Regions from separate parts of the Mus musculus genome. Here regions 1 and 2 are each linked to region 3. A link is a loop called in an ENCODE intact Hi-C map of the cell type or tissue named here. Cell type or tissue: left cerebral cortex. All regions are shown on one strand. Region 1 has its middle 14 kb from the start of AA414768. Region 2 holds the start of AA414768 (expressed sequence AA414768). Region 3 holds the start of 5730405O15Rik (RIKEN cDNA 5730405O15 gene).

Evidence for each region. A loop is a pair of places that touch in the nucleus more often than their neighbours do. Peaks named below come from ENCODE experiments on the same cell type or tissue, not always from the same donor. Only the 100,000 strongest peaks of a DNase experiment are listed, where the experiment ranks them.
Region 1: it touches region 3 in a loop (2.2-fold over the local background); 4 of 42 quality-filtered maps call a loop at or near these places.
Region 2: a loop joins it to region 3, with 2.0 times the contacts of the local background. A loop is called at or near these places in 5 of 42 quality-filtered maps.

Annotation. Positions count from the first base shown.
Region 1 is chrX:12,946,535-12,954,534 of GRCm38, reverse strand. No RefSeq gene overlaps it. Among named protein-coding and RNA genes, the nearest start is that of AA414768, 14 kb to the right of the region's middle. In left cerebral cortex, no CTCF peak of the experiment used is centred here; DNase peaks (open chromatin) are centred at 3,104 and 7,768.
Region 2 is chrX:12,933,075-12,941,074 of GRCm38, reverse strand. AA414768 (expressed sequence AA414768) reads right to left here and starts at 4,202. Exons shown (of 1, transcript NM_001272033.1): 1 at 2,534-4,202. The coding sequence starts at 4,110. The coding sequence ends at 2,947. In left cerebral cortex, no CTCF peak of the experiment used is centred here; DNase peaks (open chromatin) are centred at 3,545 and 4,016; H3K4me3 peaks cover 734 bases; H3K27ac peaks cover 528 bases.
Region 3 is chrX:13,034,730-13,042,729 of GRCm38, reverse strand. 5730405O15Rik (RIKEN cDNA 5730405O15 gene) reads right to left here and starts at 715. Exons shown (of 3, transcript NR_038158.1): 1 at 621-715. In left cerebral cortex, CTCF peaks have their summits at 836 and 3,248; DNase peaks (open chromatin) are centred at 860, 3,379 and 5,380; H3K4me3 peaks cover 1,307 bases; H3K27ac peaks cover 1,167 bases.

The DNA.
Region 1 (8,000 bases), 88 kb after region 3:
ACACACACACAGAGTGAGCCATCTCTCTAGGCTCTCTAATGCTATTATCACTGAACATGAAGGTACTGTCTATATGGAGGGAAAAAAATCACTGAACGAACAACAAACAACCTTAGAAAAACAATTGCAAAGTTTATAGTGTACAACAGGTTCTCCATATAGAAGTATACATAGTAGCACACACCTTCCATCCTAGCATTCAGAAAGCTGAGGCAGGTGAATCTCTTTGAGTTTCAGGCCACCCTAGTGTACATAGTAAGTTCCAGGCCAGCCAAAGTTACATAAGAATGGCCATCATAGGCTCATAAATTTGAATACTTGGTCACCAGGGAGTGGTATATCTAAAAAGATTAGGAATTATGACCTTATTGGAGGACGTGTCACTGAGGGTGGGTGTTGGCGTCTCATTTCAGCTGGGCAGTGTAGTACCTTTAATCCTAGCACTCTGGAAGCAATAGGCAGATCTCTGTGAGTTGAAGGCCAGCCTGGTCTACAGAGTAAATTGCAGGACAGCCAGGGCTACACAGAGAAACCCTGTCTCTGAGGCAGGTGGAGGGGGAGCCCACTCTACGTCCAGAGCTTCTCTTCTTCCTGCTACCTATGGATGAAGATGTAAAACCCTCACTCCTGTACCAGCACCATCTGTGCCTGGATGCTGCCATACTTCCCACTATGATAACGGACTAAACATCTGAACAGTAAGCCAGCCTCAGTTAAATGTCTTCCCTTTTAAGAGTTGCTGTGGTCATGGGTATCTCTTCACAGTAATAGAACAGTGGCTTAAGACAATTATATAGTAAAACTCCATCTCAAAACAAACAAACAAACAAACAAGAACAACAACAAAAACCCTTTTGGTCTTGAAATCCCACTTCTAGGAATTTTTTAAAAAGAAATAATTAGTTATGTCTATTTAGATATGTGTCCAGTGCAAGACTGACACAGAAAGCTGGAAGGAGAATCAATTTGATCTCCAAGAACAAGAAATCAAACTAAACTAACTGTAGTACACGGGGTCAATGTGTTCCTTTGTGACTGTTGGAATAATAAGGTAGAGTTACAGTTGCTGACATGGAAAGGTGTCAACATGGGCAACAGTGAGTTGAATGTGACACTTGGGTTATGTTTGCCAGCAGGGTGATTCCAATTCACCTCAGTGTGTATTTCTTCCCATAAAGTAGTGGCAGGAGTGTGTGAGGTCTAGATATGTTAATGAGTCTGATTTGCTTCTTCCACAATATATATACATGCCTCCTAAAGTTACATTAAGTTCCATAAAAACATGTGAATGTTATTTGTCAATGAAAAAGTAACTGAGCAGGGCCTATGAGATGACTCAGCAACCAAGGGCTCTTGCCTCTAGGCCTCAGCACATGAATTAAGTACCTAGAATCCACACGGTAGAAGAAAGGAACCAACTCCCATGGGTTCCCCTCTGGCTTCTCAACTTGTGCCACAGTCTGCATTCCACCACCCCCCAACAAATAAATAAGTAAATAAATAAATAAATGTTAAGATTTTAAAAATAAAATCAGGGAGATGAAGAGATGACTCGGGAGTTAAGAAGAATGTATACTATGTATACTGTTCTTGCAGAAGACCCAAGTTCAGTTCTCAGCACCCACATCAGGGGGGTTCATGCTCCAGGGAATTCCAGCTCCAGGGGTGTCTAATGCCTCTGACCTCTGAGGGCACCTGTCATGTGTTCATCCCCACATGCATATGCATAATTTAAAATAAATCTAAAACACATTAAAAAGTATTCAGCAACATATTCTGAGTGGATATTTCTACATCTCTAGATGATAGGATTATGGTAGAGTTTAAAATTAACTTTGAGTTACTTTTTAGTATGTCTAAGAAGAAGTAAATATGAATTACTTGTATATTTTTATTGGGATAAATAGAATCACTGGTGTCTTCTCTCGGTTTTTAAATGGTATTTTCTCTTCATTTGTTTGAGATAGGATCTCATGCTGTAGCCCAGGCTAGCTTCAGCCTCAGGATTCTCAAACCTCAGTCTCTTGAGTGCTGGAACTCTAGGAACATGTTGCCAAGTCTGGCTATTTTCTTACCTTTCTTTTCTTTTTTGACCTGGAACCCATTTTGTAGACTAGGCTGGACTCACACAGATCCACTTGCCATGTTACATTCCGTACATGCATTGGTAGCTAACTAAGCGGCAGCGCAAAAGCGCAAAGCATGGCTGGTCAGCCTTCCTGTGGGCCCCACACACCAGACCCCTCTCTGATTACTCGGAAGTTGAGAATCTTTATTTGCTCAGGGTTCTTGGGAGCCCCGGAGCGCTAGAAGGTTTTCATAGCACTTGTCCAGAAACTGTCCGTTTGGCTCACAGCTCATATGAAAATATTTGAGAAGTCTGAATGCTCATTAAAGGGGAGATTTCAATATTTTGTGCTATGGATTCTAAGGGTTCAAATGCAAATTGCCATGGGAGAGTTCCAGCGTCTTTCTTTTCTCGAACCCACAATCTTTGTGTCTATAGAATCTCCAAGTGAAGGGCTGGAGAGATGGCTCAGCGGTTACTTCCGAAGGTCCTGAGTTCAAGTCCCAGCAACCACATGGTGGCTCACAACCATCTGTAATGAGATCTGATGCCATCTTCTGGGGTGTCTGAAGACAGCTGCAGTGTACTTACATATAATAAATAAACAATGGGGGCTGGAGAGATGGCTCAGCGGTTAAGAGCACTGACTGTCCTTCTGAAGGTACTGAGTTCAAATCCCAGCAACCACATGGTGGCTCACAACCATCCATAAGAGATCTGACACCCTCTCCTGGTATGTCTGAAGACAGCTACAGTATACTTAGATATAATAATAAATAAATCTTAAAAAAAATAAACAAATCTTTAAAACAAAAAATCTCCAAGTGATTTGGACTCTGAGCGGCATGAAGCAATGATAATTTTACTGTGCATGATGGTTTCCATGGGCCAAGGTCAAACAGGGACCCTTAGAGACATCTTATTTCAACTTCACAATGCCTGGGCTTCCCTGGGACAAACTAGCAGGCAGGAGCTGGAACCATCAGAAGGGCTCAGTCACCCACACAGCTGGTGGTTGATGCTGGCTGGCAGCCAGCCCTCCTACATGTCCCTGTGGCCTTCTCATGTGGCCCAGGCAGAGCGGGGGCTGAGTCCAAGAACAAGTATTCTGGGAGAGATCCCAGAAGAATCTGTCTCCTGACCTAGCCTTGGAAGAAGTGAGCATCATTTTACTGTACGCACGGACAGGAGGCCTTGGAAGCCTCTGCCCAAATTCCAGAGAAGGAAACAGAGACCCCAGTCTATGGTAAAAGGGGGTCCATACCACATAGAAAGAACACATACATTGGTGCAGCCATACACTGTCCAAATTTATATAGGTGCTCAGTAAACATCCTCCCTTCCTCCCTTCCTCTCTCCTGCTCGAGCGCTCTCTCTCTCTCTCTCTCTCTCTCTCTCTCTCTCTCTGTGTGTGTGTGTGTGTGTGTCTCCCTCCCTCTTCCTCCTCCACTCACCTCTCACTTTCTTCCTCCCTCCCTCCCTCTCCCTCCCTCCTTTCCTCCACCCCCCCACCCCCGATGGACATTTTCAGTCCAGGCTGTGAATGACCTTAATCTCCTGATCTTTCTGCCTCTCTCTCCTGAGTGCTAAGATTACGAATATAATGAGTCACCATGTTCAGTTTCCCCCCTTAATATCTTGAATCCGTATTTTTTTTCCAATTAGTTTTTATATATCGATATTGTATGTGTACACACAATGTGTGGTGTGGTGTGGTGTGGTGTGTGTGTGTGTGTGTGTGTGTGTGTGTGTGTGTGTGTGTGTAGGTCAGGGGTCAGTTTTCTTCCTTTCACCCTGAGTTCTGGGTAATTAACAGCAAGTAGTCAGACTTACCAGCAAGCACCTTTACCCTCTCATTGAGCCATCTAGCCAGCCCTTAATTCTATATTGTTTTGAGGGGAAGGTGGGGTAGTGGATATAGCTCAGTGGTAGAGTATTTGCCAAACACGTGTGAGGCCTGGGATTTTATCCCTAACGCAAAAATAAGTAAATTATCTCCAAGGGTTTTCTTTTCTCTCTGCCTTCCCTTCTGATTTGTCTCCTTCCCCTCCCTTCCTTCCTCCCTTTCTCCCTAACCTTCATCTGTCCTTCCTTTCAGTTATTATAAAAACAGCATAACCATCAGTGAGGTATTGTTTCACGATGAGAAGGCTTGCCAACAGCGTGGCTCTGACAGTCTGCCTGGTGTCTCTCTAAATCATTTTATTTTTGATGTTTACATTTTATATTCCCATGTAACCATATCTTTTATGCTCTGGAGACAAGAAGGCTGTCTTTTCAAACAACCTTCGTTACAGCTTCCCCAATTATTTCCAAGGAAGAGTGTATGACATTAAAAGCATGAGAACTGAGTTACTAGTCCTGCTCAGAGCTTCATGTGTGCTAGGCACTGTGCCAAGCAGACCCTTACAAAGCATTAACCTGCTCACTCTCCATAACCTTGTTCCCAAAATATAAAGGAGGAAACGAAGGTACGGAGATTTTCCCAGTCAAGGCGCTATCACACAGAAGAGCCAAGTATCCAACTCTAGTCATATGCCTTCCAAATGTGTATTTTTCATTTCTTTGTTGCTGTTGTTTTATTTGTTGTTTATTGGAATAGGACTTTACTATAGCCAGGTTGATCCTCCCGCCTTGGCCTCCTGAATGCTGGGATTACTTACATGTGCCACATTCCCAGGACATCTATTAGCTGCAATCGTATCCATCCCAACTGTATATTGTCAGTCACTGCAGCCTATGTCCTCTCTACCACTCACTGCTCCGTTGGCCTTTTAGTACCTTGAGCAAAAAGGACCATGCAGCCCCCAGAGGGTCTCAGATGACCAAAATAATGGCGTGCCTGGGAAAGGCCTGGGAGGGCAGACAGTGTAGCAGCTCCTATCTTGCCCCTGCCCTCCTCGTTCTTGTCCTACCCAGCTGACAAGGAGCAGCTCCCATCCTCAAGCTCATCTGTCCTCCCTTTTTGTGCCTGTCCCCATCCAAAAGGGGTTGGGAGGACTGAAGAGAGTTGGCTAGACCCAGGGTGGTGAAATGTTCAAGAGTCCCAAAGCACTTTGTTGCTGCCTTATGGTATTTTTCTCTTGGAACACCAGTAATGCACTTTGGAACTCCTCACTTAGGACAATTTGGAGAGACTGAGCAATTTTAAGTGACTTCCCCATATGGCACCGTCAAAAGACTTTTGAGATCCAAACAAAATTCTCTGCAAAGAAATATCCTACAAACAAACCCCTCAAAGTGATCCGGCTCCCCAACTTGATATGCTAGCAGCTTAATCACTTTGCACATCTTTTCTTTTTAAAAATGATTTATTCTTATTGTATGTGCATTGTTGCTTTGCTTACACATATGTCTGTGTGAGGGCATCAGATCCCTTGGAACTGGAGTTGCCACATGGGTGCTGGAAATTGAATCCAGGTTCTCTGGAAGAGCAGCCAGTGCTGTAACCACTGAGCCATCTCTCCAGCCGCGAGCTGGGGTATCTTAATAAATGTGGTTGCACTTGAACAAAATCCTTCTGAGGAGGCTGTGTGAGGCAGTGAGCACCTCATCAGAAGTCTTGCTCCAAATGTGCAGTGACACAGCCGAAATTCTGCAACTAATGTGCAGAAATAGTTCAAAGAAAGTATTGAAGAGGTTCATCTGATCCTTCCACAGTGTTTCCCAAAAGAAAGTTTTTCAAGACAGACAACCTGGGTGGGAGCTCCACTGGCCAAAAACACCACATATTCAAAGTAATAAATGAAGCATTTGTTATTTCAATAGTGAATGATATAGCACAGGTCCCTGAGGTAGACTTTTTGAAAGCCAGAGAGAAAGGAAAGAGAAAAGACTTCTTAAAGTATGCAGTTTGGGTCGGGACATTTGCCAGGAAAAGCTGGGTAATGAAGGATTAAAATGAAAACAAAATTGGAAAGGAAGCAAGGGTAAGGAAAGGGCCATGGGGATAACGAGCTGTAGAAATGAGTGTGCAAGAGAAGAGACCTGAGTCCCATTGTGAGAGGTGCGGTGGGGAAAGCAAGCCAAGTTCAAACTCAGGAAGAAAGAAAACCCGGCAGAGGCAGCAAATACAAGAGCCTAGGGGAAAAGATGAATAAGGAACTAGAAGAGAAAGAGAAAAAGGAAGTGATTTTAACAGGAAATGGACCAAAATAGACATGGACTGTGTCATTTGAAGGGGAACAGGGAAATCAAGGGGAGGGGAGTTTTTCTGTTCAAAGTAGAGGCTATTCAAAGTGCTCTCGAATCCTCTCTCAGTGAATTTCAGAGGCCAAGAGCGTGGGATGGAGAAGGAAAAGCTGGCTAGGTGGTTTGGGTGGGGCCCTGATCACAGCTCAGGATGTAGTAGGTCTGATTGGTTTGGTGGCTTGGTCTGATCAGTCTCTCTCTCAATCTTCTACTCACCCCTTCCTTCCTTCCTTCCTTCCTTCCTTCCTTCCTTCCTTCCTTCCTTCCTCCCTCCCTCCCTCCCTCCCCCTCCCTCCCTGCCCTCCCTCCCTCCCTCCCTCCCTCCCTCCCTCCCTCCCTCCCTCCCTCCCTCCCTCCCTCCTGCCCTTCCTTCTTTCCTTCCTCCCTACCCCAAAGGCTTGTGGTAGGAGTAGAACAAGGGAACAGTCGGGGCTATGCATTCAGGGCCAGAGAGATGGTTCAGGGAGCAAAGGCACTTACTGCCAAGCCTTAGCCCTCCACTCACTTGGTGGAAAGAGAGAACCAACTCTGTGAGCTTCTGACTTCTGCCTGAGCACCATAGCATTCACACACGCACACACACGCACACACACACACACACACAAAGCTTGCAAACACACACTAAACAAACAAACAATAAACAAATACATGTAAACAATAATCGAAAAGAACACATTGAGAAGGAAGGATGGAGGCCCTGGCTCATGACAACTTCTGAGCTGCAAACATCACAGCAGGGCCCATCCCTTGCCTTGAAGGTCTTGTCCCTCTACTTCAAGTACCAGGTGATGCCCATTTATCTGTGATTCAGACGTTCTATGCTTTAGGACATACACACTGCATTTGGGTGGAATATTTCTCCACATGCTGGGACTCAGAACTGAGATTCTTGCAGCTTATGGTATCTCAATCTAGAAAATTTTGTCTCTGTAGCTGGAGTCACAGTTCTGCACATTGTTAGCCACACTTCTACTTTTGACTCTCTCTCTTGCTCTTATACTTGCTTCAGATACTTAAGAGTCTGCCTTGACAACCCATCTACTTCTGAACGTTTTCTGTGGCTCTGGATCTTGCCTTAGTATTGCCAAGAGCATTCTACAGACAAGTAACTGTTACCCGTTGCCTATTGTCCCCTGGGTGTCTAAGCACTGTCTATGCCTGGACTTGTAGCAGATGTACAAGTGCCCTTAGGGACACTATGTTCACTTCTGTCTGTCTGTTGGTCTGTCTGTCTGTCTATCTATCTGTCTGTCTCTCTCTGTCTCTCTCTGTTTCTCTCTCTCTCTCTCTCTCTCTCTCTCTGTGTGTGTGTGTGTGTGTGTATGTATGTGTATGTATGTATGAATATACATTGGCATGTGTGGAGGCCAGAGATTGTTGTCAGGTATCTTCCTTAATTTCTCTCCACCTTAGTTTTTGACAGGGCCTCTCACTGAACCTGTGGCTCTCAGTTTTCACGAGACTGGCCAGCCAGTGAGTCTCCCAAGATTGCCCCCACACACACACCGCAACGTGGGTGGGTACATGAGATCCAAACTCAAGATTTTGTGCTTACTTGGCAGGCACTTTACCTACTGAGCCAACTCTCCGTCTCCACAGCTCTGATCTTTCTAATCACAGCTGTCAGCTATACTGGACTGCTCTTAACCCAGAAGCTGGGTTTGTGGCCCCACACCCCTGCAGGTGTGCCCACCTCCACAGCATCTGCCTCATTCCAGAGGTGTCAGCTGCAGCTCAAGTG
Region 2 (8,000 bases), 100 kb after region 3:
GCAGAGGCAGAGGCAGAGGCAGAGGCAGAGGCAGAGGCAGACAGATCTTTGTGAATTTGAGGCCAAGCTTGTCTAGAGAGTTCCAGACCTGCTAAGACCCTGTGTCAAAAGTGGGGGGGGGGGGGGGCAGGTAAGGATCTTTAATCCCGTATTTGGAAGCCATAAGACATGTGGATTTCCATGTGTTTGAGGCCAACCTGGCCTTCCTAGCAAGTTCCTGAAAGTACATTATCTGAGTTTTTATTCTTATTATTTAAATGTATGGTACAGTATTAATAACTATCTTTAATGGGAGGCACAGAGAAGTGGATCTTTGAGTTCAAGGCCAACTTGATCTACAGAGCAAGAGTTCCAGGACAGCCAGGGTTACATAGAGAAACCCTGTCTCTAAAAAGTCTAATAATAATAACAGCAACAACAGCTGTCTTTAAACTATTTCATTTTTATTTGTAACTGTGTGTATGCATGTGTGTCTCAGTGTGGATTTGTGAATGCAGTGCTCAGAGGTCAGAGGCACAGGGTGGCCAGCAGTTGTGGGCTGCCTGTGGTGGATGCTAGGAGCAAGCTCAAGTCCTCTGCAAGAGCAGGACAATGCTCTTAACTGCTGAGCCAGCTCTCTAGCCCCAGTCGTTTTCATGATTGTTTGTACATTCGATTCAGTTTTATAAAGCTTACCATGTACTACTCAATACATCTTCGATGACAAAGGGAACTAAAGCTATCAATGTTCAGATATCAATTAGGGTGTGGCAGAATTCGGTAGTGTGTTCAAGATTTGGCTATCGGCTCGAGGAACTTGAATGGTTAGGGAATTGTAACGCTTTAGATGATTCTGCCTTGTCACAGTTTACCAGAACTGGCCAAAATGCTGTGTAAATGTAACCAAGTGAGGGAGAATGCCAGAAAAATGAAATGGGGTGCGGGGGGGGGGTGTGGGGGTCCTGGTGGGACTGAAACCTAGGGACTTGTGAATGCTACGCACTGGTTATACCACTGAGCTACGTTCCTAGTTCCCCCTATACACATGCCCCTTTTCACTTCTAATTCTTACTCTTTTTAAAAATTATTTTTTCTTTTGTCTTGTTTACAACTTTTAATTTTGAGATGGTATCTTAACCCGGGCTGAATGGTAACAATTGCTCAGGCAGGCCTTGAACTATCAAGCCTCCTGCCTCAAGATCCTGAGTAATTGGGATTACAAATCTGGGCCACTAGGCCTGGCCCACAAATCGTGATTGCCTGCCCTTGTAACCAAAATAGAATTTTAAAAATTTGAACATATACAATAATGCACAAGAGCCATGTCTCTTGGGTATGGTTAATGTAGTTGATATGTGAATGTTAAAGCAGTTGTAGGGGAGGGGAATGGTGCCCTGGGTAAAGTGCTTGCTGCATAAGTCCCAGGACCTGCGTGTACATCTCCAGTACCCACACGAGAAGCTGGATGTCCTGGCACTTGCCTGTAATCCCAGAGCTTTGAAGTTGTAACTGGGAAGCTCTATAATCCAAGAACTGGGACTCACTGGCTAGCCAAGCCTAGACCACTGGTGATCTCCAGGTTCCATGAATGATTCTGTCTCAAAAATAACAAAGTAGAGGGGCTGGAGAGATGGCTCAGCCATTAAATGCATACTAGTCTTGCAGAAGACCCAAATTTGGTTTGATGCCTTCCAGCCCCTGAAGACATCTGCACTCGAGTGCATATACCCCACTCCACACACATTCATATACACGATTAAATCCAACCATTACCAACTTAAGGGGACACAACTGGGTGAGGTAAGAAAATGGAAAGTACACTGATTCACACCCTATAAAGTCACACCCTATAAAGGAGTTGACACATACAAAGTTCCTATTAGTTCTTTGATGCACAGTCATTCATTGTTATGACAGTAGAAAAAAAAATAGAAGTCTCCAAATTAAGTACTCGTGGAACTTAAATATGTAACTTCTGCTGAGCAATTCATAAAGTTTATCAGTCTACAACAAATTGCAGCATCCGGTTAGTAAAATGGAAAGGAAGAATGGCAGTGTTTCACAACTAACCCAAAGCTATAGACTGTGGCTCTGCTTCATAAAAAATATCGAACCAACAAGAAACAAACTCATCAGTACCTGGGACATAGAGGCAGAAGGATCCAGAGCTCCTGGCCAACCTCGGGTAACTGAAACCCTGTCTCAAAGAAGGGGCAGAGGAAGCGGAGAAAGAGTTTGCTAAGCACGACCAGTGCAAATGAGTGCTAACAAGCCTTGATTGCTTTGCCCAAGTACAGTATAACTCAGTTTCAAGAGTCCAGCCTTAGGAAATAGTTCATAGCATAAATCTGGCCATAAAAATGTTATTAATTCATGAGCAAAGTTCTTATCATTATTTAGGCAATCAAATGGCTTTACACCCTAAAAGACTGTAGTTGAGAAGACATAACCATTCAACTGGGAACGCAACTCAATGGGATAGGTCGTGTAGCACGCAGGAGGCCCTGGGTTCCATCCGCAGCATCACACAAACAACACACAGAGACCAAAAAACTCTTTTAAGCCAGGATTGGACACTGGCAAAACTTTTATTGGCACTAAATGGAACAAATGTTTGTAAATACTCATTATCCCCCCTCCCCCAATAGCCCAATAAACAAAAATTATAAAGTCACAACTGACTGGCCTACTTAACACATTTCACGGAATCAAGGAAAACAGATGATGACAAAAAAATGGACACTATGATTATTTATCAGGGAAAACCACAGTAAAGGCTCACAGTTCAGCCCAAGACCCCCACAGTAAGCAAAATGAAAAGGTTGGGACTTCTACTGGTGGTCAGTTGACAGTTTATCCACTAAAACACCAATTAGCTAATATCTTCCGCACTACTGTTACAAAGATATGCAAAGCTTGTTTGTGTCTTTAAAGCTACCTTGTTCCAAATACACCACAGTCTACTATTTACCCATCTTCCTTTGGAGGAGTGAACCAGCCCTTTTTCTCATGCATCTGCACGACGGAGTCATAGGACTGTTGGGCTGTTTCTAGATTATATTGATTCTTATCTGCTCCAAAGCGCACCCTGGCCTTGCCTTTGACTAAGGTGGCATTGATCTGCATGATGACTGATTCAATGGAGTAGGCGCTGCTCCAGCCCTGTTTGGTGAGCAGTTCCATACACAACGCCCCTCCACCCAAAACATACCCTCCAGAGAGAATAGGCAACTCGACGCGAACAAATGGAGGATCAAACGGAAAGTTATCTTTGAAAGAGAAGTTAAGCAAAATATAGTCAATGCCTTCTTTTTCATTCAAGAGCTGAAGGTCACCGTACAAGGGACTATCGGGGTCAACCTTCCTCAGTTTAACGTGCCAGTCATATAAGCTGTCGTTTATCAGTTCCACGGAATAAGTCCCCGATTTGTAGCTCTGCGATCTGTATATATCTCTGAGTTCTTTCATAAGTCTGTTTGAAGCATGCACCGAGCCAGACACGGTACCATTCAAATGCTCTTGCCTTTGGCTCTTCTTGATATTCTCTAATATTGCCAAATGCTCTTTCTCAAGCCCTTCATCCTCTGACTTTTTCTCGCTACTAGCCTCTTCTTCTTCTTCTTCTTCTCCTCCTCCTCCTCCTCCTCCTCCTCCTCCTTCTTTCAGCTCATAATGGTCCAAGTCTTCCACCCCGTCAGCTGCATCTTCACCTTCATCTTCTGAAGGCACCTCTTCGATGGTCGCCTTCTGAGCCATGGGGACCGGCTGGTCCAGCATCTCCATATCCAGGTGCTCAGGCAGGTTATATAAGCTGCAGAGTTCACAGATCAGCCACTTGAGCTGCTGACGAAGCGAACTGTTGGGCTTCGAATCTTCCAGTCGTTCCAGGATCGATGTGAGATCTGGATCGTCAGAGTCCACGAACCATATCGGCGGCGAAGATGGGTAGGACTCGGTGATGGAGCAGTGCAGGGTGAGCGGCGGCGAGGGCGGGCTGCCCGCGGGCGCCGGCGGCACCAGGAACTGACACTGCAGCTCATCCAGCTGCCAGCTCACGATGCGCAGCCGCTCGTGGTCCTGGTCGAAGATGGACGCTAGGAACTCCAGCTCGGCCTTAAGCCCCGACGACATCCTTCCTTTTGGGTCCTCTGAGACGAGTGTGGAAGCAAAGAGGCCCCGCGAGACGCCTGCTGGGCTGCCACCGCCCCTGGGGCCGCCGGGCCGGGCTCCTGCGGCTCCGCCTCTGCCCGCCTCCGCGACCCGCAGAGCGTGGCCGCCTCAGTCATAAGTCTAAGCACTGTGTCGCACAATGATCTACAGGGCCTTTTCATCTTGCATAACGGAACCTTTTGTTCTTTTTTTTTTTTAATTTTGTTTTGAAACATAGTCTTGAATAATGGGGGCTGGTCTTGAACTCTGTGTAGCCAAAGATGGCCTTGAACGCCTGAACCTCCAGCCTCTACCTCCCTCCTCACCCAGTGCTGATTTCACAGCGCCACCACACCCAGTTTATGGCCTCCTGGGAAAGGAAGCCAAGGCCACAAGCATTCTAGGCGTGCAAGCTATGGCCCCAAGCTGATTTTAAAAGAAATGTGAACTTCTGATATTTCTACCCTCACCTCCTGGATGGTGGGAACTACAGGAATGCACCACCACAGCTAGTTTGTGTAGTGCTAAAGGCTAAAGATGGAACCCAGGGCTTGGAGCATGTAGGCAAGCATTCTACAACCTGAGCTACATTCCCGGTCGGTTGTTTTCTCGATTCATTTCAACAGTCATTTTAGTTGCTTCCATATCGTGGCTATCTTGAATACTGCTACAGTGAACATGGGTCACTGATTTCAGAGCTGAAAGATGGCTCAGCAAATAAGTATCACTCGATGCTCAAGCATGAGAAGTTCAAATCTTCAGCGCTTGTATAAAAAGCGTGGCCTAGCCTAAGGCATGCCTGTAATCCCAGTGCTGTATGAGAGGCAGACTGGGAGGTTATCTTGCACATACAAAACACAGACACTGAGTTGGGGAGATAGAGAGGAGAGAGTGTGTGAGTGAGTAAGTGAGTGGGGGGGGGGGGGAGACAGACAGACAGACAGACAGAGAGTGAGGAGAAAGAGAGGAGAGAGCTCCTGCTTTTGCTTCTAATAAGCACAAGCAGGCTTGGTGGACTCAGAAGGCTTTAGGTTGTGCATAGATTTGTTTGGTTTTCAAGACATTGTTTCTCTGTGTAGCCTTGGCTGTCCTGGAACTCACACTGTAGACCAGGCTGGCCTCGAACTCAGAAATCCTCCTGCCTCTGCCTCCCAAGTGCTGGGATTAAAGGTGTGCACCACCACTGCCTGGCCTGTACATAGATTTTTTTAAAGGAAACTTCACAGCTACTTCCAGCCCAGCAAGGGCCCAATTTCTCCACATCTTTGTTATCACTAGTCATTTTTTTCTTTTATTATTTACTTATTTATTTTTATCATGCCCCCGGTGAGGTGTGACAAGATACCTCTTGGTGGTTTTCATCTGCGGTTTGCTCATAGTTTAGTGAAGATGAGCGGTTTCACAAGAGTCTCAGCACTTCTCATGAGAAATGCCTGTCGACTCCTTTGTCCATTTTATTGTTTTGGTTTGGGTTTTTTTCTGGTTTTTCGAGACAGGGTTTCTCTGTATAGCTCTGGCTGTCCTGGAACTCACTCTGTAGACCAGGCTGGCCTCGAACTCAGAAATCCGACTGCCTCTGCCTCCCAAGGGCTGGGATTAAAGGCGTGTGCCACCACTGCTCCAGCTTCTTTGTCCATTTTAAAATCAGGTTTTTGTTTTGTTTTGCTATTGAGTTGTTAATATTTTGTAATATTAACTTAAGATTTTTCATCTTTCTACTAGCTGATTTTGTGTGTCAACTTGACGCAGGCTGGAATATCACTGAGAAGGGAGCTTCAGTTGGGAAAATGCCTCCATGAGATCCAGCTGTAAGGCATTTTCTCAATTAGTGATCAAGGGGGAAAGGCCCCTTGTGGGTGGGACCATCTCTGGGCTGGTAGTCTTGGTTCTATAAGAGAGCAGGCTGAGCAAGCCAGGGGAAGCAAGCCAGTAAGGAACACCCCTCCATGGCCTCTGCATCAGCTCCTGCTTCCTGACCTGCTTGAGTTCCAGTCCTGACTTCCTTTGGTGATGAACAGCAGTATGGAAAGTGTAAGCCAAATACACCCTTTCCTCCCCAACTTACTTCTTGGTCATGATGTTTGTGCAGGAATAGAAACCCTGACTAAGACAATCTTTATTTTTCATTTCTGTGTGTGGGTATTTTGCCTGCACGTATGTATGTGTGTGAATCAAGTGAGTGCAGTACGTGTGGGGGCCAGAAGAAACTGTCAAATCCCCTAGGACTGGGTTGTGAACTGCCATGTGGATGCTGGGAATTGAACTCAGGTCCTCTTAACTGCTGAGCCATCTCTCCAGGCCAAGATATTAACCTTTTTTGTTTGGTTGGTTTTTCTTTTCTTTTCTTTTCTTTTCTTTTCTTTTCTTTTCTTTTCTTTTCTTTTCTTTTCTTTTCTTTCCTTTCCTTTCCTTTCCTTTCCTTTCCTTTTCTTTTCTTTCTTTCTTTCTTTCTTTCTTTTCCGAGACAGGGTTTCTCTGTGTAGCCCTGGCTGTCCTGGAACTCACTCTGTAGACCAGGCTGGCCTCCAGCTCAGAAATCCACCTGCCTCTGCCTCCTGAGTGCTCGGATTAAAGGCATGTGCCACCACCACCCAACCAAGATATTAATGTCAAATTGTTATGTGTTTATTTTGGGTAAGGGTCATGTGGGGAGGTCAGAACTTGGCGGTATCCTTTCAAACTCAGACTGCCAGGCTGACAGCAAATGGTTCTGCCCACTGAGCTATCTTGCCAGTCTGGAATATTTTAAAAAGTTTTTTTTTTAAATCAGCTGTAAAGTTTGAAGATTTTCTCAAATTCTACTGGCTGCTTTTTCATACGGATGACTATTCTGACCAGGAGTTTCTTAGTCTGTTGTAATTTTCCGTGTCTGATTTTGGCTTTGTTGTTTGTGTGCAAGAAATCATTTTGTTACAATTGTGTTGTAAAGATTTTCCCCCAATCTTCTATGAGTATTTACTATTTTAGAACTCGTGTCCATGCCTTTAACCTACTTTAAGTTGGCATTTGTATATGATATAAGACAAATGTCAAATTTATTCTTTTTGCCTGTTGTCCTAGCTACAGTCTCTATGACTGTGATATAACACCATGACCAACCAGGACATCTGTGAATAGCCAGTTTCCCACACAGCATTTGATGGAGTAATGATCTTTTCCTAATCATGAAATTTTGGTACCGTTATCAAGGATCACTTGACCATATATGCCCATGCATATATCTATTTCTCGGTTCCTTCTGTTCCATTCTGCATGCATGTCTTTATGCCAATACCATACACTTCTGCTCACTGTAGCTTTGTAGTAGATTTTGAAATAGAGAAGCATCTACACGTGTTCTTCTTGTTCACTGTTGCTTTTAATGTTAGCGATCCTTTACAGTTACATAGTAATTTAATACTTCCCTTTCTATCTCTAGGGGGGAAAGTCACTTGGGTCTTTGTAGAGACTGTATTGAAGCTGGATTCTGCTTTGAGCAGTGTAGATAGAGTAGCAAGATTAAGTCTCCTAGCCCATGCCTTCTGGAGGCCTTCCCATGTGATGTATTTTGAATTCCTGTCAGCCATATTGTATAGCTTTCAGTGTAGAAATCTCTTCTCTTCTTTATTAACTTAATCCTTACAGAGGTTATTCTTTTTGATGCTGCTGTAAATGAATGAACTGAACTTTTTGTTTGTTTTCTGCTCTTTGATTTGTGTGTGCATGTGGTGTTTGCAAGTGTACCTATACATTTACCTGTCAGTGCACATCAATGGTGATACCCTTCTCTATACACTCTGTGGGGTTGGGTTGGGTTTGATTTGTTTTGGTTTGTTTGTTTGTTGTTTGTTTGAGACAGGGTTTCTCTCTGTAGCCCTGGAACTCATTATATA
Region 3 (8,000 bases):
GCAGGGATATATCTTTTCAAAATTTTTTTAAAGACAAAAAAAAATGAAATAAAATAAAATAAAAAACCAACCAAGAACCTGATTTTCTAAAATGTCTTCCTATTGACCTATTCATTTATGGATTCCCATTCAGTTGAAAAGGCCTACCAAGCCCGCACACATCCTTTCATGGTTGTGATGACGTATGAAAAAAAATACTGTTAGGCCCTGGGCTTCTAGAAAAATGGAGTAAAATGCACTTTCCCCAGTACCACTAAGAACACCCAAAATGCCTAATTTCGATATAAAATAAGGTGGAGGTGAAAAGCAGAGCTATTGAGGGCTACCGGACCTGATGAACACATGACCGTGGGTTTCCATACCTTCCAAACTGGTTTTGGAGAAGCCAGCACCCCAGAAAGAGCAGGCACAGAGAGAGAAATGAAAAACAAAATAAACAAAAATCCCACCCTGCAAGAAAAGTCTGATTTTTCTATCTAGACAGAAAACTTCTGCACAATGACAGCTCCATTTCAGCCAAACACTACAAGGGGGTAAAAAAATCTCAAAAGTCTGTGTGGCCCCACCCTTAAGCAGGAAAAGCTCGAGCCTTCTAACAGTAAAGAGACATTCCCACACACCCCTTGCCTCAGGGAGATAGCAGGGAAGGCAGGAGTCCCAGCGCTGTGGCCTGCGGGGAGGCTAGGGCGCCTCCCATTCCTTGGCTCTGCTGAAACAGCCCGGACTTTCCCCTCCTCCAAGAAGATCCGAGGCGTCCCGCCCCCTCCGCCGACGTCACCCAGCCAGGGGTCTGAACTTTCACCCCCCTTGCAGCGCTGACGAGTTCCTAGCTACCGCCAGATTACTGGAGGCAATGTGGAGGCGCCACAGAGCGCAAGGCGACTGGCGGTTAGCGGCCTAGAATGGAGCCAGCATCCTGTCCCACCCCGCCCTGCCCCGCCAGCCCCGCCCCGCCAGGCAGTCACACGTAGTCCAGGAGCGCAGGCGCAGGTGCGAGCGTGCGCGTGCGCACACGTCAGCAAACGCGGCTCTCGGAATCTGGAACTTAACCCTTCCTTGCCTGTAGCTGGTTAGTTTGAGCTGCGTAGGAGAGACTTGCTGAAACATAGTATTTAACTAATATAACGTCAGTTTTTGAAACATACTCTCCATACTGAGAATCGGGGAATTCTCAGCTTGAGTGGGAAACGACAATTCACTAAGGTGACAGGATTGTTAGAATCAACTGGCAAGGATTTAAAAACAGCTGTCATTTGTAGCCCTTTTTTGTAAGCATGTTTGTTTGAAACAAATGGGGAGGAAAGTCTCAAAACTCAAAATTTTTTGAACTGAAAATTACAATAGCTTACAGGCAAAAAAAAAAATTAGACTCAATAGCAGAATCTAAAAGTCTAGGGGGAAAATCAGAATTGATCCGATTAGAATAGAATTTACTCTATTTAAGCAAGGAAAGAAAGTAGACTGGAAAAAAAGAATAGCCCTTCAGGGACATGGAAGATAATATATTAAAAATCTAAGTTTTTGATCATAAGAGTTTCAAGAGAGAAAGATGAAATTAAAGTAGTAATCAAAGAATGAATGCCTAAAATGTTCTGAAATTTGCCCAAAAGGCATAAACATATAGATGCAGAATATGTGTGTCTGTTGTTTTTTGGGACATAGTTTTTCTGTAGCTCTGGCTGTCCTGGAACTCGCTCTTGTTTGTAGACCAGGCTGGCCTCGAACTCACAGAAATCCAGCCTGCCTCCGCCTCAAGTGCGGGGATTGAACATATTCACCACCACTGTAGGGCAAACCTGAGAAATTTTTAAGCAGGATAAACAACAACAAAAACCTGTGGTTTATCAGAGCCAAGCTTCTGAAAGTTAATAGAAACTAACCTAAGCACCCAGAGGAAAACATGTTCTCTAAAGAGAAAAAATAGGAGAAAGCAAAAACAGTGGAAGAAAACTGCCATGTTTCTCAAGTGCTGAAGAGAAATTTAGTCAGGCATGGTGGGTCTCATATGCCACACTTAACAGTCTGAGAGAGGAGGGACCCTGGGTTTGATTTCCCAGCGTAGCAAATAAGAACCATGATAATCTTGATAAACATAAATGACAGAGAAGTCTTGGCTATCAGGAAGGAAGGAAGAATGACAGAGTAAAAGGGAAGATAAATACAGTAGACAATGTTTCCTCATCTTGGCCTTTTAAAATCATGTTTAACAGTTAAAGCAATAGTTACAGCACAGGCTTTTGTAGTTCTTAATGTATGGAGGAAATCATTAACATAATTACATTATAAATGGGAGAGTGTTAAGTTACTAAAAGAGGTAAGATTTCTACACTTTATTCAAACCGTTAAAATGGAGACTCCAATAGACAAACCTGTGTATGGATAATGGAATGCTTAGACATTGAAAGTACCAGGCACCCAGGACCAGGAATGGGAGTGGGAGGATTGGAGAGCAGGGGGAAGGGGGAGGGGATGGGGACTTTCAGAGGGGAAACTAGGAAAGGGGATAACATTTGAAATGCAAATAAAGAAAATATCTAATTAAAAAAAGGCACCAGGCAAAGACATACGCAGCAGGACATAATGACATGAATCTGTAGTCGCAGCTACTCAAAGCTGCAGCAGGAGAATGACTTGAGCCTGAGAGTTTAGGAGAAATGTCCATTTCTTGAGAGATGGGGAGGGGGAGGTAGAGAGGGAGGCAGGAAAGGAGAGATAAACAGGGAGAGCAAGAATGAGAATAAGAACAAGAAAAACATTCTTGGAATTGTGCTATATCTCTGTAATCCCACAACTCAGGAAGTAGAGGCAGAAGGCTCAGGCACTCAAGGTCATCCTGGGCTACTTTAGGAGTTTAAGGCCAACCTGGGCTACATGAAACCCTATCTGAAACAAAAGAATAAACAAACAAAATATCAAAATATATACAAGGAACGCTATAGCTGAAATAAGCAGGAAATTACAAAATATCTACAAGAAACACAGGAGGAAGGCAGGTGAAGGAGCAAATGAGAGGGTGATGGAGGTGAGGGGGTCAGAGGTAACCCTTTTGTCACCTAGAACACAGTTGATCCTATGCTTTGGGGTGCACTGGAAATGTGGAAAGGAAGAAGAACCCACCAGGCTCTTCCACAGAGCTGTGCATTGGCTAATTGATTCCCAGCAGGGCTGTTTACACTAGGACTCAAGGAAGGCTCTTCTTCAATCCTCCACCACACCAGAAGGGGCTCTCTGCCAAGGCGAGGCTCATCTGACTTCAGCACCGTAAGGGATCCCTGCTGGGGCAGCATGGCATTTCTGTTTTCTGATTACAAAAGCCCAAAGTACCACTGTGTGTGTGTGTGACCTACAGTGCTGGTGAAATGGAATGAAATGGCTTTGAAAAGAGCCTGATACAACTTTGGCAAGAGCTAGAGGCAAACTCAATACATTTGGAGCTCTGCCCTGTTCCAAGTCAGGCACTCTTGGCAAACTCTCCCTTCTAGATATAAAGACCCATTTTAGCAGGCATCTTCGCTCTTTGAGCCACTCAGAAGAAAATGTGAACTGAGCCCTGGAAGCGATCAACTACTGCCCGTTCATGCTATGCCATTTAGGACAGGACAGGCTATCTGGATCCTTCCTGCTAGGAGATGAGCCCCAAATCTGGTGGAAGAGCACCTGCTATGACCTATTGGCCCTATGTTTCTGTCTCCTCCAAACCTTGATCTCCCAGAAGAAAACCCCTAAAGGCTTTCCATATAGTTATTTGTAATTTTTATACTTTTGAAAACAGGGAGCTGGCGAGATGGCTCAGCAGGCAAGAACACTGACTGCTCTTCCAAAGGTCCTGAATTCAAATCCCAGGACCACATGGTGGCTCACAACCATCTGTAATGAGATCTGATGCCCTCTTCTGGTGTGTCTGAAGACAGCTACAGTGTACTTATGTATAATAATAAATAAATATTTTTTTAAAAAATGGAAAGGAGGGGCTGGAGAGATGGCTCAGTGGGTAAGAGCACCCAACTGCTCTTCCGAAGGTCCTGAGTTCAAATCCCAGCAACCACATGGTGGCTCACAACCATCCTTAATGAGATCTGACTCCCTCTTCTGGAGTGTCTGAAGACAGCTACAGTGTACTTACATATAATAAAAATAAAATAAATTAAAAAAAAAGAAGATTTAAAAAAAAAATGGAAAGGAAAGCGAAAGAAAAAGAAAACAGGAAAAATAAGATGGCTTAGCAAGAAAAGGCACTTGCTGCCAAGTCAGAAAACCTGAATTGGATCCCACAAACCCACATGGTGGAAGGAGACTCCCACAAGTTATCCTCTGACTTCCACATTCATACCATGGTGTGTGTGCCCTCACCCAAAAATAAATCTAAAAAAGTTTTTTTTTTAAAAACAAGAAAAATGACCAGGCATTCATTGGTTGTACACACCTTTAATCCCAGCACTCAGGAGGCAGAGGCAGGCAGATTTCTGAGTTCGAGGCCAGCCTGGTCTACAAAGTGAGTTCCAGGACAGCCAGGGCTATAATAAATAAATTAAAAAAATAAAAGGTGGCCAGTACAAGACAAGCCATTCATTATTCCAAATGCCATTTTAATTAGTTTGACACCAAAGCATCTTAATACCTCCAATAGTGGCACTATTACCATCAAATATTAAAATCAGTTTCAGAAAAAAAATTTCGTGTGTGTGTAATGCCTCACATCTGTAACCCAAAACTCAATAGGCAGAGGCAGGAGGATCACTACAAATTAGAGGCCAGCCTGATCTATATAGGGAGTTTCAGACCAGCAATGGTTATATAAAGAGGTAGAGACAGTCTCAAAACAAGACTAAACCAATACAAAAGACTAATGCAGCCACCTCATTTTAAAGACATAATATAGAAATGACCAAACATAGCAGATTCATGGGAAATTGATATTTTTGCAATATAAAGTTTTCCAGTCCATGTTTCCCCACTCCTTGTCAACTTTTTAACATACATGAGTTTCCACACAGATGTTCCTCAGTTCCCCATACTCCTGGAGTATGGCTAATCATATTTTCTTGCCTCATCAGCTGGCTAGGAACTACATTCCAGTGCTCATGAGCTTCTCTGATTTTGTTTTCAAAGCTTTTGATGTTTTCTCTACCATTCTTGTGTCATCTAAGGGAAGCCCATCTCTCAATTGGAGCTTTCAAATGATTTTTCTAATCATGAATGGGTGTATCATATCCTTTAAATGAATTTTATGAAAGTCATCTTTTAAGGCCATTCTGTATTGTGAATGTAGTGAATATCCTTTATTTTCAAATTGTTTAGCAGTCCCGCGTTTCTGAAATAAACATATCCTTTCATATAAAAATACAAGGCAGTCTTTGCCAGCTCTTTCCAGACTGTGTTGTGATGACTCATGGTAGCAACCCACTAGAGCTTTGCATAGTTTTGATATTATGTGCTGGAATTTTGTGACAAATGCCTTCTCAAAGAGCTAGTGATCTGAATCAGAAAAATCTTAAAAATCATAAGGTTGCTTGTTGCGTAAGGGCAGGTATGTCTGTCTGTTCAATTTAAGATCAGATCCACAATTTTCCAGCCTTTTCTTATGGATATAGTTACAATTACTTTTTCTCACGCATTGATACACACACATAACAAAGCACACACACACATGTATAATCTCCATCATCTATATGATATGTCCTCCTTTATTCTCAATAGCAATTGTGTTTCTCTTCTTTACTTTTCTCCTTGATCAGTCTACCTAGAGGGTTATCCATTTTATGAATAGTTTCAAAGAGCCAGCATTAGGTTTATTGATCTTTGTATTATTTGTCCATATTCTATTGTTTATTATTGTGTATATATGATGTGTGGGGAGCGCACACATGCCTTGGAGCATGTGTGGAAGATAACTGTGTGGAGTCAGCTCCCTCCTTCCACCGTCACATGGGCTTCAGGGACTGAATTCAGGGCATCAGGCTTGTGCCATTGCCCCACTGAACCATCAGCCCCCATTTTCTATTTAGTTGCTTTCAGTTGGCAACTTCACTCCAGGTTTAATATGTTCTTATTCTAGCTTTTTATTTATTTTTTTTTTGAGATTATAATATAATTAATCCTTCTCCTCTTCCCTTTCCTCCTTTCAACTCCACCCTCCCATTGCTGCTCTCTTTCAAATTCATGTCCTTCTTTTCTTTAATTGTTGGTAATGTGCCCTGCAGTGGTGGCGCACGCCTTTAACCCCAGCACTTGGGAGGCAGAGGCAGGCGGATTTCTGAGTTGGAGGCCAGCCTGGTCTACAGAGTGAGTTCCAGGACAGCCAGGGCTACACAGAGGAAACCCTGTCTCGTGTGTGTGTGTGTGTGTGTATGTGTGTGTGTGTGTGTGTGTGTGTATGTGTGTAGTAGCTCAGTCTGTATAATGTTACTTATTTGTATGTATGCTTTCATGGCTGACCATTTGGTATTGAATAACCAACTGTCATGCTTTTCCTTGGGGAAGTGGGGAAGACTATTTCTCCTGTTCTCAGCATTTCTTAGTTACCTGTAGTTCTTTGTGTAGGGTTGAGGCCTTGCCCATCTGCTTTAGTTCCAGCTCCACAATTGGACTTGTGTGTATTTGTGTGTGGTATGTACTGAGTATTGGTGTGCATACCAAGTGGGCATGTGAAGAGACCAGAGGTTAAAATTAGAATTTCTTCACCAATCACTTCTTTACCTTGTTTATCCGATTTCATTGATTGATTAAAGAAAGTCTCTCACTATGTAGCCCTGGCTGGCCTAGAACATCACTATGTAAGCCAGGCTGACCTCAAACTCACAGAAGTCCTCCTGTCTCCACTGAGGCTAGAGACCTATGCCTCCTTGATTTTTGAGGCAGTGTCTCACACAAGCATGAGCTTGCTGCTTGGATGTTAGTGAGTCTTCTGGATTTGTCTCCACCCCTCATCCCTGAGGTTGCAAACTGGTTAAACCCAGCTTTGAAGGTTTTTACCTGGGTGCAAGGGATCTAAACTTAGGTCTGAGTTGGGCAACAAGCACTTTACCCACTGAGCTGTCTCCCCAACCCCACACTCCCATGTTTTTAAAGGCTATGTTTTCTAAGGAGAAAATTGTAAGAAGACACATTTCCCTCTGTTTCAGCTCATTAAAGAACTCCTTATAATAAATTTCACAGTTAGAGAAGTCTACAGTGACTTTTAGCTTTGGTCACTTTTAGTTTATATTCTTGTCTTCCCTTGCACCTTTTCAGGTTTTCTGTATCGCTGGTTTTCGGCAACTGGACCTGGCTGTGTCTTGGTGTGGCAATTCTCTCTGTGTTTTATGTTGTTATTCATTGTGCAGTTTAGATTGGTGGCTTTACGGGAGTTCCAAAATCAAATTTGGAAACTTTGTGTAATGTACAATCTATTGGTAAATTGTCACGGGGTTTGTGTGCTCACAGAGAAGCTTGTGCTGGAAGCGTCCCCCATGGCCCATTTCAGACCCAAGCGTGTTTATTTTATCTCAGTGTCCTCCAAAGCTGATTGTCTGAGCACAGGCTATCTGCTCTGTGACAGGAAGGGGAGAGAACAGCAAAACAGCCCAGGAGTAAAAACATCATGTCCTTGACAATAGCTACAAGGCAAAATGTTTCCTACAGAAGTTGTTGTTGTTTATGATAGAAAATTGCCTGCAGTGGGAAAGACAGGCCAGAAGCTCTGCCGTGGGAACCTCAGAATGGAGGGAAAGCACAGCTCAATTAGGAATGCTAAGCAACTGTCCCCGCTTCCCCAGTTGGTTTGTGATGGATGTTGTGAGCACCTGATTTGATGATGTTATCTCTATGTTGCTATTACTTCTTTCGCTTGGAAGCCTCACCCAAGGAGATACTCTACTCTGCCCAGGAATCTCTGTATCTGGAACTCTAGCTGACTGGTGCAGGTTTTGAGTACCTGGGTTGGCAATATTCTGTATCTATCAATGCATCTGTCTATCACTTGCTATTTATTCTTTTGCTTTGGCTTGCTGCTTACATAATAA